Regions from separate parts of the Homo sapiens genome. Here all the other regions are linked to region 2. A link is a loop called in an ENCODE intact Hi-C map of the cell type or tissue named here. Cell type or tissue: OCI-LY7. All regions are shown on one strand.

Region 1 (5,000 bases), 120 kb before region 2:
CCTTAAAGAAGGTAAAATAGATACACCAATGGCAATGACTTTGGAATGCAGGTCAAGTTTCAACCTAGAAGTTGCCTGCCCTCTATCCTTGGTGGCCCGCCTTCCTCATTTTTATTCTTTTAGCCTCCATAATTGGAATGCGTATTGGACTTTAGGCTAGGAATAACATTGTAAATGAAAATGTTGATGTTGAAAGAGGAATTTAAATAGAGCGAAGAGTGATATTAGAAATTTGGAAGTGGTATTAGTTCTGGCTTGTCCGTAAGACCTGACTTTTGCATGATAACAATAGGATTCATTCACTTGAACATAATTCGGTCTGGTCTTAGGAGGAATTAGAACTGCTTTTGCACCCCTGTTTTTTTCACTGCGAGGAAGAAGAGGAGCTCACGAACTTCATAAAGCGTTAGTGTCTCCTCCAGTTGATGGTTATCGAAATGAGTCAGGATGGAAGGCTTAGTGTACGTGTGAGATGTTACAAAAGTGGACCTTAAATGTTTCTTGAGTGTTTGGATCTTAAGAGAAAATCTTTGACAATAAGTATTTAATCTTCATTTCTTACAATCATTCCTCTTAAAATGGAGCTTTATTTTTTAAAAACGTATTTTTTTTTTCTTAAGAAACAGGGTCTTGCTCATTCATTCAGGCTGGAGTGCTGTGGCATGATCATAGCTCACTGCAGCCTTGATCTCTCAGGCGCAGGTGGTCTTCCTGCCCCAGCTTCCTGAGTAGTTGGGACTATAGGCAGGCACCACCATGTACAGCTAATTTTTTTATTTTTTATTTTTTATTTTTCATAGCAACAGAGTCTCACTGTGTGGCCCAGGCTGATCTTGGAACTCCTGGACTCAAGTGATCTTCCTGCCATAGCCTCCCAAAGTGTTGCCTGAAATAGAACTTTATTAATATATCTTTAATATGTCAAGATGTTTAAAACTTGTCAAGATTTTAAGGAAGTTGGGCTAACATTTCCTCTTGGGATGCTGAAAGTTGTTGGTTTTCTCAGACTCTCACATAAATTCATTTGCTTTTCCCTTCTCCTTCCACCTCTATTAGCTCTTTATTTTCTAGGGGGGATTCTGATGTCTGTATTGAGCTGGCCGTCATGCCGGGAGTGGTCTGCTTATGTATTTACATGCGTGCTCATCTTTGCTATAGCTGAGCGTGGTGCAGCTCCTTACCTGTTCCAGGTGCGGAGTGATCTGCCGCACAATGAATGAAGTGGCAGAGCCAGGGCGCGAACCCCCGTCTTCCTGGTTTGTGTGCCTGGGCCCTTGCCCTTTACTGTGCGTCTTCTCAGGAGCTGTCATTTAGACTTTCTGGACCAGGAGCTAAATGACCTTTAAAGTCTGTTGAGTCATTTCTAACAAATATGAGTGGAGTCATTTGCCGTAACCAACAACTTTAATCTCCAGATGTTTAATTGATCCTGTATTACTGTCTAATGAGAACTTACTGTATGCCATGCACTGTCTAGTTGGAGTAATGATTGGCCTTGCCTTCAGGGTAGTCTAAGGCATAAGATCAGAAAGGAACAGATGGCAGCTGTTTGTAGGGAGAAGTGATCATTGGCAGAGGGGTGTTGAGGGGAGAAAGCAAGGAGGGGAGGCCTCATGCAGCTAGTAGGGATGGCAGTAACAGGCTGAGGACACAAAAGGCCACCAAGTCCTGTTACCTTAGATGGTGCGGACTTTGTTGAGCAGTTGAAGTGTGAGAGTCTTGTCTTTAAGGAGCCTCCTGTCCAGAGAAGGAGGCACACAGCACTAATATCAGGTAGGCAGTGATGAGGTCAGCTACTGTGGAGACAGTGTGGAGAATCTTGAGTGCCTTCTGTCGGTCTTACTCTGAGATTAGGATTTAGGATCATTATAAGAGATTAATAACAGAATGATACGGTATTTTAGTTTATGAAAGACTTGCCACTAGATAAAATTTTTCTACAGTAACAGAATAATCATTAAGAAAAATCTAGGTTGTTCGTGTCTCTTCTGTATTTTCCAAGTCTGAAAAGGTTTATTCTGCGTTTAACGACGTCGTACCAGAATGGCCTTTCAAAGACTGTCAAAGGCTTGAAGGAAAGCTTGGTGGAGTACATTTCCTAGTACACGTCCCAAGGGCCCGTACGTATGTTCTGCTGTTGCAGAGGTTGTGCTCGTTCGCTTTTGTAGGTTCCTTGCAGTTATTGAACAAACCACTGGGTGGTGCTAGAAGACTTGATTTTAATACTGTGCAAGAAAAACTGAAACTGCTTTTTAACCTGCCTGCGCCTCAAAATAAGCAAACTGGAAGCTGGTATCGATTTAAGGGAATGGCTGATGTAGAAACTAAAGGTTTCTGTCTGACTAGTTCATGCTGTCTCACAAATAAATGCTGGGAAAAAAGTCGGTTTATAGTTGATTTATGTATCCTTTGATTGCATAGAGATTGAATGGTCAAGCCTCCAGGCCATGCAGATTATTCTGGGCCCCTAACTCAGTTAAGAACATGAAAGGAGGCCAGGCACAGTGGCTCACACCTGTAATCCCAGCACTTTGGGAATCCAAGGCAGGCGGATTGCTTGAGGCCAGGAGTTCGAGACCAGCCTGGCCAATGTGGCAAAACCCTGTCTCTAGACTTTGTCCCAGAAAAAAAAAAAAAGGAGCTGTGTTTTCAGACAGAGCTTAGTGCAGCCAGTTCTTGATGGCTGTGCAATGCTTTCCTTTTAAGAGTGGAGTTAGCCTCGTCATAAAGCGTGTTTTTGAGTCTGTTCGAACGGGTCAACAACGAAGGGAAGTTTCAGGCAGATCTTGTATGCCTGGCCCTGGTGGCTGCTTTCATTTCCTTCCAGTATCAGTGCTAAACAGGAATGAACATGTTCAAGCCCCGTCTCACCCACCTCTGGCATCTTCGCCCTAACTCTGCCCTAGAAGACCTTTCCTTCCGTATCGTCAAGAAAACTGAAGTTGCTGTTTCACTCCTTCTCCCACCCAGAAACTTCGCTGCATCTTCCTGGATCCCTAGCTCCTTGCACCCATGATCCTGTCTCCTTCCTCAGCCCGGCTTCTGGCTGAGCAGCCTGCACTTGCTGTCTTCACTCCTACACGCTGCCCCCACTCCTACACGCTGCCCCTGCGTGCTTCTCACTTCTCTACCCTTCCAGCCCTGCACTCTGGGGACCTGTGCGTATGTTTGTGTGATTATCAATCTGTTGAACCCAGGAGGTCGAGGCTGCAGTGAGGCATAATCACGCCACTGCACTCCAGCCTGGGTAATAGAGCAAGATCCTGTCTTTAAAATAATAATTATGATTGGGTATGGTGGCACACATCTGTAGTCCCAGCTACTCGGGAGGCTGAGGCACAAGAATTGCTTGAGACCCAGAGGCGGAGGTTGGAGTGAGCTAGGATGGTGCCACTGCATTCCAGCCTGGGCGGCAGAGTGAGACTGTCTCAAAAAAAAAAAAAAAAATCAGTCACTTGCTGGTCTTTTAATATACATATACGATTTACTGGTGTCATCTGGGTATCTTTTACTAACATCTCTAAAACTGAGCTCATTACCACACTAAACAAAAAATAACCTGCTCATCTGTTGTATTCCTCCTCTAGTTGGATAGCACTGCTGCCCCAGTCAGTGAGAACCTTCTAGTATATCTGTTCTTCCTCAGCTTCCATTTGGTGGCTTCAACCCCTGACCTTCCCAGAGTTTCTGCAGCCCTTGGATTGGGCTAAGCATCCTTCCCCACCCCCCGCCCCCCATCTCCCAACACCCCTTCAGCTTAGCCTGTACAGTGTGTGTTTGGAGCCAGGGACATCACAGTTCGTCCCTTCACTGGTCTGCGAGCTTGCCTAGGGCAGGACCACCTTGCATTCATCTCTGTGCCTTCCTTACCCGGTGCCTAGGCAGGGCTCAGCAGGGGTTTACTCGCCTTCAGCGAAAGGCAGCATGTTATTTAACAAAGGTTTCAGCCACACACCATGGCTCATGCCTGTAATCCAAGCACTTTGGGAGACCAAGGCAGGTGGATCACTTGAACTCAGGAGTTCAAGACCAGCCTGGCCAACATGGTGAAATCCTGTCTCTCCTAAAAATACAAAAATTAGCCGGGCGTGGTGGTGCACGTCTGTAATCCCAGCTACATGGGAGGCTGAGGCAGGAAAATCACTTGAACCCAGGACACAGAGGTTGCAGTGAGCCAAGATTGCACCACTGCACTCCAGCCTGGGTGACAGAGCAAGACTTGTCTCAAAAAAACAAAGGTTTCTATGTTAGAAAGATAGCAGGCTTTGAGTCTTAAGGTTAGGTTTAAAAAAAAAAGTCATTTGATATAAAAATACTATGGCAAAGCCTTGTTGGAATCATGCTGGAGTTTTCATTTGAGACACTATGCCTTTACGTCATTGATGGTTATTTGAAAATGCACCTTTTTAACACTGCAATGACATTAGTTGCTGTTCTGTGGCACACACTAGAAATGATAGACTGTTGTGATGATATGGTTTAAAGACAAATGTAAAAATCCACTGTCAATAGACTTTAAGCCTGTGGGGAAAAGTAAGTATCTGAAACCTTGGAATAAAAGGGATTTTTAAGTGAAGCCCCTTATATATTGAGGAAAGGGCTCAACCTCTTGAGTCAGGTGGACCCAGGTTCACAGGTCATTTCAGCTGTTATGTGACCTCAGTTTTCTCATCTGTAAAATGGGGTTGGTAACTATCTCTGACAGTAGGGTTATGATAATTATGAATAATATACACAAAGCTTCTAGCACAGTGTCCCTCACATGACAGGTGCTATCTCTGCTGGGTGTCATCACATGCAGGCTTGGGGTTCAGTTCGTAACTGATCCATTATTCATTTATTTCAAGGCCCAGTTCGGTATTCCATATTAAGAGAGAGAGGAGCTTTGCAAACTTAGTCTAATTAAACAGATTCCACAGAATCTGTAATATTTTACTTTCTACAGAAGAAGAGCTAGCAGAAATTATTCCCTACGCTTCTTCAGTTAGAAGGAAGAGGAC
Region 2 (5,000 bases):
GGCTTGTGCCTGTAACCTCAGCACCTTGGGAGGTCAAGGTGGGTGGATTGCTTGAGCCCAGGAGTTCGAAACCAGCCTGGGCAACATGGCAAAACCCCCAAAATTAGTTGGGTGTGGTTGTGCACACCTGTAGTCCCAGCTACTTGGGAGACTGAGGTGGGAGGATCACCTGAGCCCAGGAAGTTGAGGCTACAGTGAGCTGTGATTGCGCTGCTGCACTCCAGCCTGCGTGATGGAGTCAGACTCTTTCTTGGGGTTTTGTTTGTTTGTTTGTTGGTTTGTTGAGACTGAGTCTTGCTCTGTTGCCCAGGCTGGAGTGCAGTGGCACGATCTTTGCTCACTGTAACCTCTGCCTCCAGGGTTCAAGTGACTTTCCTGCCTCAGCCTCCCAAGTAGCTGGGACTACAGGTGCCTGCCACCACACGCGGCTAATTTTTATATTTTTAGTAGAGATGGGTTTTTGCCATCTTGGCCAGGCTGGTCTTGAACTCCTGACCTCAGGTGATCCACCTGCCTTGGCCTCCCAAAGTGCTGGGATTACAGGTGTGAGCCACTGTGCCTGGCCTTGTTTTTTTTCAAATGAGAAAAAAAAAAAAAAAAAAAAAAAAAAAAAGACTATGGTTGACCTTCTATTTCTGTGGATTCAACCGGCCTCTGATTCAACCAACCTCAAATTCAACCAACTGCAGATCAAAAATATATTTCTTAAAAAGTGTGTGGTATTACAGTATAATAATAAAAAACTGATACAAATTTTAAAAACAATACAGTGTAACAACTATCTACATAGCGTTTACCTTGTGGTAGGTATTATAAGTAATCTAGAGATGTTTTAAAGCATATGGGAAAAGATGCAAAGGTTATACGCAAATACTAGGACACTTTACATAAGGGACTCGAGCATCTGCAGACTTTGGTATCCTAGGGAAGTTCTGGAACCAATCCCCCACGGATACCGAGGGACGACTGTATTGTGCTTGCGTGAATCAGTCTGCGCCTGGGTAAAGTCTGACTTGTCCAAAAACAATGGAATCCACATGAATGAAGCTTTTCTATATTTAGTAATAGAGCCATCGATGAAAAAAATGATAAACTCATTGTGAGATGTAATCAACGTGCTTATCTCTGAACATCATTTTATTTCTTCCTCGTCAGGTACCAGTGCCCAGCAGGCTGCCTGAACCACAAGGCGAAGATCTTTGGAACTCTGTTCTATGAAAGCGTGAGTGTGGCCAGTCCTCCTCTCAATGGCTTGTGTGGGATCCTGTTGCATATGTTTAAAGCAGGTGGTTGGCTTTAGTAGGAAAAGATTTTCTTTCCACTCCTTAGTCAAACCTGGCATTTCTAGAACTGGGGCGGGTGTATATTTATGGGCTTACAAACTAGCAAAGCCACTTTCGGGGACCAATCCTCCTGAAGGCCAGTCTCCGTCTTAGACTGAGCATTCACACACTGGACCGAGCAGGGAGAAAGGGATGTTTGTCACTCTTCTTAGTTTGTAAAGCAACTCAGATGAGTTTTTAAGGTAAGCAACCCCAGGAACAAATATGTGGTTACAGACAGAGGCGAGAGGCAGGAGCAGAGTGAGCTTTGGCCTGTCCTTCAGGCTTTTAGTGAGTTGAGGACAAATGTTTGGGTATTTCTGGTGAAACTTGCTGACAGAGGTTGAGAATGTGCCTCTGGTCTTCTCTTCCCTTCCCGCCAGTCGTCTAGCATATGCCGCGCCGCCATCCACTACGGGATCCTGGATGACAAGGGAGGCCTGGTGGATATCACCAGGAACGGGAAGGTCCCCTTCTTCGTGAAGTCTGAGAGACACGGCGTGCAGTCCCTCAGGTAACTACTCTGTGATCGGGGCTCTGTGAAACGGTTTTCCTGTTTATGACGGTGTTGTTGAAATTTTGAAAAATACCACACAGGCCGGGCGTGGTGGCTCACACCTGCACTTTGGGAGGCAGAGGCAGGTGGATCACCTGAGGTCAGGAGTTCAAGACCAGCCTGACCAACATGGTGAAAGTCCGTCTCTACTAAAAATACAAAAGTTAGCCAGGCGTGGTGGCAGGCACCTGTAATCCCAGCTACTCTCAGGAGGCTACGGCAGAAGAACCGCTTGAGGCCGAGGCAGAGGTTGCAGTGAGCTAAGATAGTGTCACTGCACTCCAGCCTGGCCAACACAGCAAAACTCCGTCTCAAAAAAAAAAAAAAGAAAACAACAACAACAAAAAAAAAAACAAAAAAAAAACCCACAGCTCTAACTCTAATGCAAATGTGTTTTTATAATTTGATCATGATATTAATAATAACTTCTTTGTAATGTTTTAAATTTATCTTCTTAAAATTTCTTTATTTTGCAGCTGTGGTTAGATTAAATTTATCTTATACATTTGAAAACCATTATTCTTAGAAGGGATCTATAGGCCTCACCAGGCTACCAGAAGAGTCCTTGGTACAAAAAAAGTTAAGATGCCCTGGTCTAGAACATTCTAAGAGCTCTCAGGCTGATAGGAAACAAGTAGAAAAGTGTGAAGTCGAGACTGCAAATAAGATAAGTATAGGAGCAAGCGTTCACTTTTAGAAGCAATTCTATTTGCATTTACCTAATGCCCGTTTTTTTTTTTTTTTTTTTTAAACAGCAAATACAAACCTTCCAGCTCATTCATGGTGTCAAAAGTGAAAGGTAAGCTAGCCAGTCTCTTTTGCGACCATAATACCTGGGTTATCTCAGATTTTCCTGGAAATTTCACTTCCTTTAGTCGCTGATTTAATGTTTATCATGCGTGTGAACATTATGGTTCTCATCATTGTCAAGCCTTTTTCAAGACGTCATCTCTTTAACCAGCTTCTAAGAATATCTGGACTGGAAATTGGCCTGAGATCACTGAACCAGAAACACAGGGCTGAGGTTGCCAGCTGAATGTCACAGACATACTGATGCCTGGGGCTAAAGTGGCTGAGAGGTTTCACTGGGAGTGCCACTTTCTGTCGATTGGTAATGGCTACCTGGAGTGTTGTGTTAAGAAGGATTCTGAGGCCTCCATCTGGGCTTAGTGGAAAACAGAGCTTGATAGATTAGTAATGTCTGCCATGAGCAAGAGAGGGAAGTGAAGGGAAGTGTGTGGCACTTACTTGCCATCTCTGGCCCAGCTTTTTACATTGCTTAGTGTATGTTCATTTGGAAGGTGGGATGCACGATGGGCGAGCACACTCCAACCAGAAGTGAAGGGATGGATCATAGCTGCCCACACTGTGCCCTTGACTAGAATAATCTCAGGCAAGCAAGGATGTAGGAGCCATTCCAGCTTCCTCCCCGGAGCTCTGCCGGCAGACCATGCCTTTGTTTTGGGACAGCAACTCTTATCATTTGCCCTCATGCAAAAGTTCTAGTTAGATATCTTTATTAAAATATGTAGTAGTTTTTTTTCTTATTGCAAAAAGAATGCCTGTTTATTCCAGATAATTTAAACACGGAGTGGAACATTTTTTTGTAGTGATGACCTAAATTCCAGCAGCCAGAGATAACCATCGTGAACACTTTGGCAAATATTCCAGTTTGTTTTCTCTACATATTCAAAGTATGTACATTGGTAATATATACATCGATGACTTTTAAAACTTGAAATGGAGTTACATACAATTTGGTAACCTAATTTTTTTCTTAAATAATTATGTGTCTGGCTGATGCAGCAGCTGACACCTGTAATCTCAGCACTTTGGGAGACTGAGGCGGGAGGATTGCTTGAGCCCAGGAGTTTGAGACCAGCCCTGGCAACACAGCAAGACCCTGTCTCTGCAAAAAACACACAAAATTAGCTGGGCAGGGTGGCACACACCTGTATCTCAGCTACTTCGGAGTCTGAGATGGGAGGGTTGCTTGAGCCTGGAAACTTGAGGCTGCAATGAGTCATGTTCATGCCACTACACTCCAGCCTGGGTGACAGAGCAAGACCCTGTCTCAAAAAAATATATACATATGTGTGTGTGTGTGTGTGTGTGTCAGGAATATATTTCTGTGCCTTTAAATCAAGCTTGTCCAACCCACAGCCCATGGGCTGCATGTAGCCCAGGACGACTCTGAATGTGCCCAACACAAATTTGTAAACATGAGAAACATGAGATTTATGCATGGACTTTTTTTTTTTTTTTTTTTTTTTGTAGCTCATCAGCTATCATTAGTGTTAGTATATTTTATCTGTAGCCCAAGACAATTCTTTTTCCAGTGTGGCCTAGGGAAGCCAAAAGATTAGACACCCTTGCTTTTTTTATTTTATTTTTTATTTTGTTATTTTTTGAGATGGAGTCTCTCTCTGTCGCCCAGCCTGGAGTGCAGTGGCGCAATTTCAGCTCACTGCAACCTCCTCCTCATGGGTTCAAGTGATTCTCCTGCCTTAGCCTCCTGAGTAGCTGGGATTACAGGCACCCGCCACCATGTCCAGCTAATTTTTTTTTTTTTTTTTTTTTAAGTAGAGACGGGGTTTCGCCACGTTGGCCAGGCTGGTCTTGAACTCCTGACCTCAGGTGATCCACCCGCCTGGGCCTCCCCAAGTGCTAGGATTACATGCGTGAGCCATTGCACCCGGCCTGGACACCCTTGCTTTAAATGTTCTTCCAAACCTAATGTGAATGATCTCCCCATTGAATAGAAGTCCCTTGATGTACTAAACCAGTCCCCTTTGTTGGATAGCTATATAGAACCATGGCCTGTTCAAGTGACAGACTGGACCAGCAGGGTTCAGCAAACGATGACTCATGGGTTAAATCCTGCCTATTGCCTGCTTTTGTAAATAAAGTTTTATTGGAACACAGTTACACCTATTCCACATCATCTATAGCTCCTCTCTGCTACAACAGCAGAGTTGATTAATCTTGACATCAAACATAAGGACCACAAAGCCAAACATGTTTGCTCTATGGTCCTTTAAGAAAAAGTTTACCTGGCCGGGCGCGGTGGCTCACGCCTATAATCCCAGCACTTTGAGACGTCCAGGCAGATGGGTCACCTG
Region 3 (5,000 bases), 79 kb after region 2:
CACACCATTCCTGAGCCCCACATGACTCCCTCTCTCCCATTGTCCTGGTCTCTGTTCAAATGTCACCTAAGGGCCACCGAGCTGCACAACCTCTGGAGTGCCGTGCCCATCACCCTTCACCCCCTGCCTCAGCTGGACCCATTCCTCACAAGCCAGAGGAATTTTACTCTAATGGTGGAATTTCAGGCCAAGTAGAAAAATATATTTCGTGTGTATGAAGAAAGGGGAAAAAGAACCCTTCTCTGAGACCTCAAGTTATTATTTAATTGATTAATTTTTAGTCATTGATTAAATTATTAAATAACAAATGAAATCAATTGTATTAATTTCTTAGGAGTAAATTATTTTTCCACTGCACTCCAGCCTGGACAACAGAGCAAGACCCTATCTCTAAAAAATTTATATAAATCTATTGCCAATTTATTAATTGCTATTTAACAATGAGTTCCACCAACTGAGGGCGCTGGACCAGGCATGGTATGAACCTAAAGAGCCACACCCTTATGATCTACTGGGCCCAGTAGGGTCTGACCCTGTGACCTGTCTGGGCCCATTCCCAGCGCCTGCTGCTGCAGCCACACCAGCCTTCCCCCAGCTGCCACAGAGCCTTTGCTTCCTGACCACCTTCAAGCACTCCTAGATCTTGGCCCCCTAAGCCAGCTCGGCCCCAGGGTGATTGCACTTTTCCTGCCTTTGGGCAGCAGGTGGTGTATCAGTCAGGACTGGCCACATTGTGCCGCTGTGACAAACAAACCCCAAATCCCAGTGGCTGAAGACAATAAGGATGTGTTCCTTGCTCATTCTCTGTGTCAGAGGCCAGCGGGGGGTTCTGCTCATCATGGACACTAGGGGGCCCCAGCTCAGGGAGTAGCCACATCTCAACGGTTGCCAGCAGCCGTGCCAGAGGCGCTCACGTTGGTGAGTAAATGCTCCAGCCTGGGCAGGGACGCATGTCTCTTCTGCTCACATGCTTCCCGGCTACAGGTAGGAGAATGACAATGCGTGCCACATCCCCTCAAAAGGGGCAGAAAGTCTAATCCTACCAGGTGCCTAGAAGAGAGACAACCAGAAATATTTGGTGCCCAGCACTAATATCTATACCAGGTGGCGTTCAGTGAGCATCCAGTGCAATACAGCTTCCTGAGCAGCTCCTAGGTGCCAGGCACTGCACAGGGCATAGGGAACCAGCAGTGAAGACAGACAGTGGACAAGCCAGGACAGAACTCATGACTTCACTGCATGGGTGGCGCCTGCTGCAGGGAGAATGCTGGGCTCCAGCATGTCGAGCAGGGTCCAGTGACTTCAAGGAGGGGTTTAGAAAGGCCCCTCACTCTGGGACCAGTGTTTCAGGTAAGGCCTAAAGGGTGACTAGGACTTCTCTGGGTGAAGATGAGTGGAACAGCCTTCTAAGAAGTGGGCGGGGCCGGGAACAATGGCTCACACCTGTAATCCCAGCACTTTGGGAGGATGAGGCAGGCAGATCACCTGAGGTCACGAGTTCAAGGCCAGCCTGGACAACATGGTGAAACCCCATCTCTATTAGAAATACAAAAATTAGCTGGGCACGGTGGCTCATGCCTGTAATCCCAGCACTTTGGGAGGACAAGGCTGGTGGATCACCTGAGGTCAGGAGCTCGAGACTGGCCTGGAAAACATGGTGAAACCCCATCTCTATTAGAAATACAAAGATTAGCTGGGCGTGCTGGCGGGCGCCTGTAATCCCAGCTGCTTGGGAGGCTGAGGCAGGAGAATCACTTGAACCTGGGAGATGGAGGTTGCAGTGAGCCGAGATCGCACCACTGCGCTCCAGCCTGGCAACAAGAGCGAAACTCCGTCTCAAAAAAAAAAAAAAAAAAAGAAGTGGGCATAACATGTGCAAAAGACCTGCGGCTGCAGGAAATAATCTTTTCCAGCAACTGTGAGGAAGCCAGCGTGGCTGGAACACATAGCACGGAGGAGAATAAGATGGAGCTGGAGAGGTCAGCGGCCAGATCATTCACAACTTTGTACACCGGCTTGTGAGCCCCAGCCCTCATCCTGAGAGCCATAAGGAGCCATAGAGGGTTTGTCGCGATGTGGCTCTGAGCAGCACCCTCTGGTGGCCTTTTAGGGAATGACACTCTTAACATACATGGGCAGCTCCAGGCTGCAGACATTGCTGCCCGGCCAGTCCTGGGCTTGGTTCTAAGTGTTACTTGCAGCCCTTCAGAGAATGCCCATTCCATTAACGCTGGGTGAACACCGCTCACAAAAGGCAATAACCAAGTCTGCAGCTGGCGGGAGACATTTGAGATGGCACACCACCAAGTCATGCTCTCCAGGAGACACCAGACAGACAGGCCAGCGCTACACGGAGCTGACCCAGACGGCAGAAGGTCTGGCTAGCCTGGGTTTTCTCCAATGGGTGCCTGGCTGGGACCTGACTTCAGAGGTTGAGCAAGGGGAGGGGATGGAATCCTGATCCCCTTAATCTTCGTGCAGGGCTGGTGAATCTCAGGCCCCAGGCAGACAGCCAGCCAATGGGCAGAGAGGCCAGGAGCTGACTCCACAGCTCCTGGCCTCATCTGGGAAGGGAGATAAACTCCACCAGCCAGACAAAGGGGGCCCCAAGGCCAGGGCCTCCCTCACATGCCTGTGGCCTCTCTCTGCTTGAGACTGCACCATAGGCCGCAGGCCCTTATCAGCCATGGCCTGGGGACTTCCCAAAGTACAGCCTGCCAGCAAAAGACCACCACCAACTGTTTCATTCTTCATTTCAGACAGGATGAATTGAGCCACCTGACCTTTTCTGGAAAGAGGCAAGAGAAGGAATGTTTCCTCCTTCAGTAAAAGACACTCAGACACATGTCCAGTGTCACGGTGCAAAAGGGTCAGGAAACCAAGTCCCCTCCCATCCCAAAGCCCCATTTCCCTTCCACATTGCTGGTGTCTTTTGTCCTTCCAGAGAGCCCCAGCACAGAGCAGCAAATATGAGCTTAGTGATTCCTGGAGAGGGCTGTGTCCCATGAATGGACTGCCACTTGCTGGCTGCTGGCTTTACGTCTACAGGCAAAGGATGTTATGAAATAGCTCCGGAAGTTTCTTTTGGGGGCCCCCAGCACCTCTTCTCCTATCACGACCAGGCTCTGAAAATGAGGCTTCTTGCTCAGGGAAGAGAACAGGTACAGAGGAATCCACACTCAGCTTTGAGCATCAAAATAAGGGTTTTTAAGGTTTAAGTGTTTGATGAGACAGTGGTCTTGAAAGCCAGGCTTTCCTGGAATTCCCAGAGCCACACGTGACCTGACCACAGTGGAAATCAGACAGGGGACACGTGCAAGATGCAGCCCTGGGGACAGAAAGGCAAACAGCAAGGAGGCGGCTGCAAGAGGGACTTGGGGGAGGTGACAGAGGTGACCATCTTGCTACGACCCCACCGGGTGGAGAGATGGAGACGGGGAAAGCAAACAAAACCCACACAAACAACAACAGAAAACCTGCTCTCAGGGCCGCGTAATGACCGGTGCCCTTTTGTACAGAAGCCCCGCCAGGTTTTGAACTTCAAGCAGGTCCGTGGGGGAAGAAAAGGGCCCAGTCCCATGGAAATTTCCTAGTAGGGTTTATTTTGAAGCAAAGGTTTGGCAGACGTGACCCAGTCTCCTTGGCTAGACAGGGCCTCTTTGAAAAGAGTCAAAAACAGCAGAAAGATGGGAAGTGGTCCTAGAATGAGCTGGTTTTAGTGGAATCTTCTTCTTCCAAAAAGAACCGCCAGAGGCCAGCCCAGGCCTCCCTTGCTTTCCAGAATTCAACTCAACTCACCTGTGGCCCGATGAGCTCGGCGATTCAGCTCGCCCTAATTCCCCAAACCTGTGCAGGTTACCTGACGTGGCAAAAGGCACTTTGCAGGTGGGGCAAGGGGCACCTTGCCATAGGGAGGGTAACCCGGGTCATCCAGGTGGACCTAATCGAGTCACACGAGTCCTTAGAATCAGAGAACCTTTCTGAGCTGCGGTCGGAGGGAGCCGTGGTGGAACCTTTCTGAGCTGTGGTCAGAGGGAGCCGTGATAGAACCTTTCCGAGGGTGCTGTGATTACCGAAGCAGCAGCAGAGATGCAACATTGCCGGCTCTGAAGGTGGACGAAGCGGCCAGGAGCCATGGGATGCCAGTGACCTCTGGACGCTGGAAAAGGCAGGGAAACAGATTCTCCCCCAGAACCCCCAGAAGTTACCAGCCCTGTTGACCGTGACCCAAGCCCAGGGAGACTGAGGCTGGGTTTCTGACCTGTGGAACCGTAAATGACAAATGAGGTTTTTAAGCTGCTAAGTCTGTGGACATTTGTTACAGAACCCGTCGAAAATCCACCCGTCATCTTTCTTGAGCTCCTATGTGGCCGTTCCTGGGATGTGATTCCTAATCCTCGTGACCACCTGTGAGACTGGGCCTGTGATCCCCAGTTCACAGATGGGGAAACTGAGGCTCTCTGAGATGAACTGACGCCCCTTGGGGACCTGAGCAGGGACGGGAACTCCAGGCTGACTCCAAGCTGCGTGGACCTCCGGCTGCCTACAGGTGAGGTGTGTGTCTAACTGCCTCTCAGGGGAGAGGCTGGGACTTGGTGACAGCCTGTGCGGAAAGTGCTGGCACAGAGGAGGGGTTCAGGCCACGTCAGTCCTCTCGCCCCTTTTCCCAAACATCTGCTGACACAGCTCCATTCTGGCTGCTAATTGGGTGACAGATTCTTCCTGATTGCCACTACAAAGCTATTATAAAATCAACCCTGGCCGGGCGTGGGGCTCATGCTGTAATCCCAGCACTTTGGGAGGCCAAGGCAGGAAGACTGCTTGAGGCTAGGAGTCCAAGACCAGCCTGAGCAACATAGCGAGAGCCCATCTCTACAAAAACAATTTTTAAAAATGAGCCAGGTAGGGTGGTGCACACCTGTGGTCCCAGCTACTTGGGGTGTTGAGGTGGAAGAATCACTTTAGCCGGGGAGGGCAAGGCTGCAGTGAGCTGAGATGGT

Evidence for each region. Peaks named below come from ENCODE experiments on the same cell type or tissue, not always from the same donor. Only the 100,000 strongest peaks of a DNase experiment are listed, where the experiment ranks them.
Region 1: a loop joins it to region 2, with 7 times the contacts of the local background. A loop is called at or near these places in 3 of 110 quality-filtered maps.
Region 3: a loop joins it to region 2, with 2.6 times the contacts of the local background. A loop is called at or near these places in 4 of 110 quality-filtered maps.

Annotation. Positions count from the first base shown.
Region 1 is chr16:84,752,366-84,757,365 of GRCh38, forward strand. All of the region lies in intron 4 of USP10 (ubiquitin specific peptidase 10), which reads left to right. Among named protein-coding and RNA genes, the nearest start is that of USP10, 55 kb to the left of the region's middle. In OCI-LY7, CTCF peaks have their summits at 2,206 (motif pointing right) and 2,406; a DNase peak (open chromatin) is centred at 2,186.
Region 2 is chr16:84,871,287-84,876,286 of GRCh38, forward strand. It overlaps CRISPLD2 (cysteine rich secretory protein LCCL domain containing 2), which reads left to right. Exons shown (of 15, transcript NM_031476.4): 9 at 1,156-1,222; 10 at 1,706-1,836; 11 at 2,634-2,677. Among named protein-coding and RNA genes, the nearest start is that of CRISPLD2, 54 kb to the left of the region's middle. In OCI-LY7, no CTCF peak of the experiment used is centred here; DNase peaks (open chromatin) are centred at 1,905, 2,105, 2,506 and 2,955; H3K4me3 peaks cover 737 bases; H3K27ac peaks cover 2,654 bases.
Region 3 is chr16:84,950,296-84,955,295 of GRCh38, forward strand. No RefSeq gene overlaps it. Among named protein-coding and RNA genes, the nearest start is that of LINC02176, 25 kb to the left of the region's middle. In OCI-LY7, CTCF peaks have their summits at 846 (motif pointing right), 1,052, 2,114 (motif pointing left) and 2,321; DNase peaks (open chromatin) are centred at 866 and 2,066.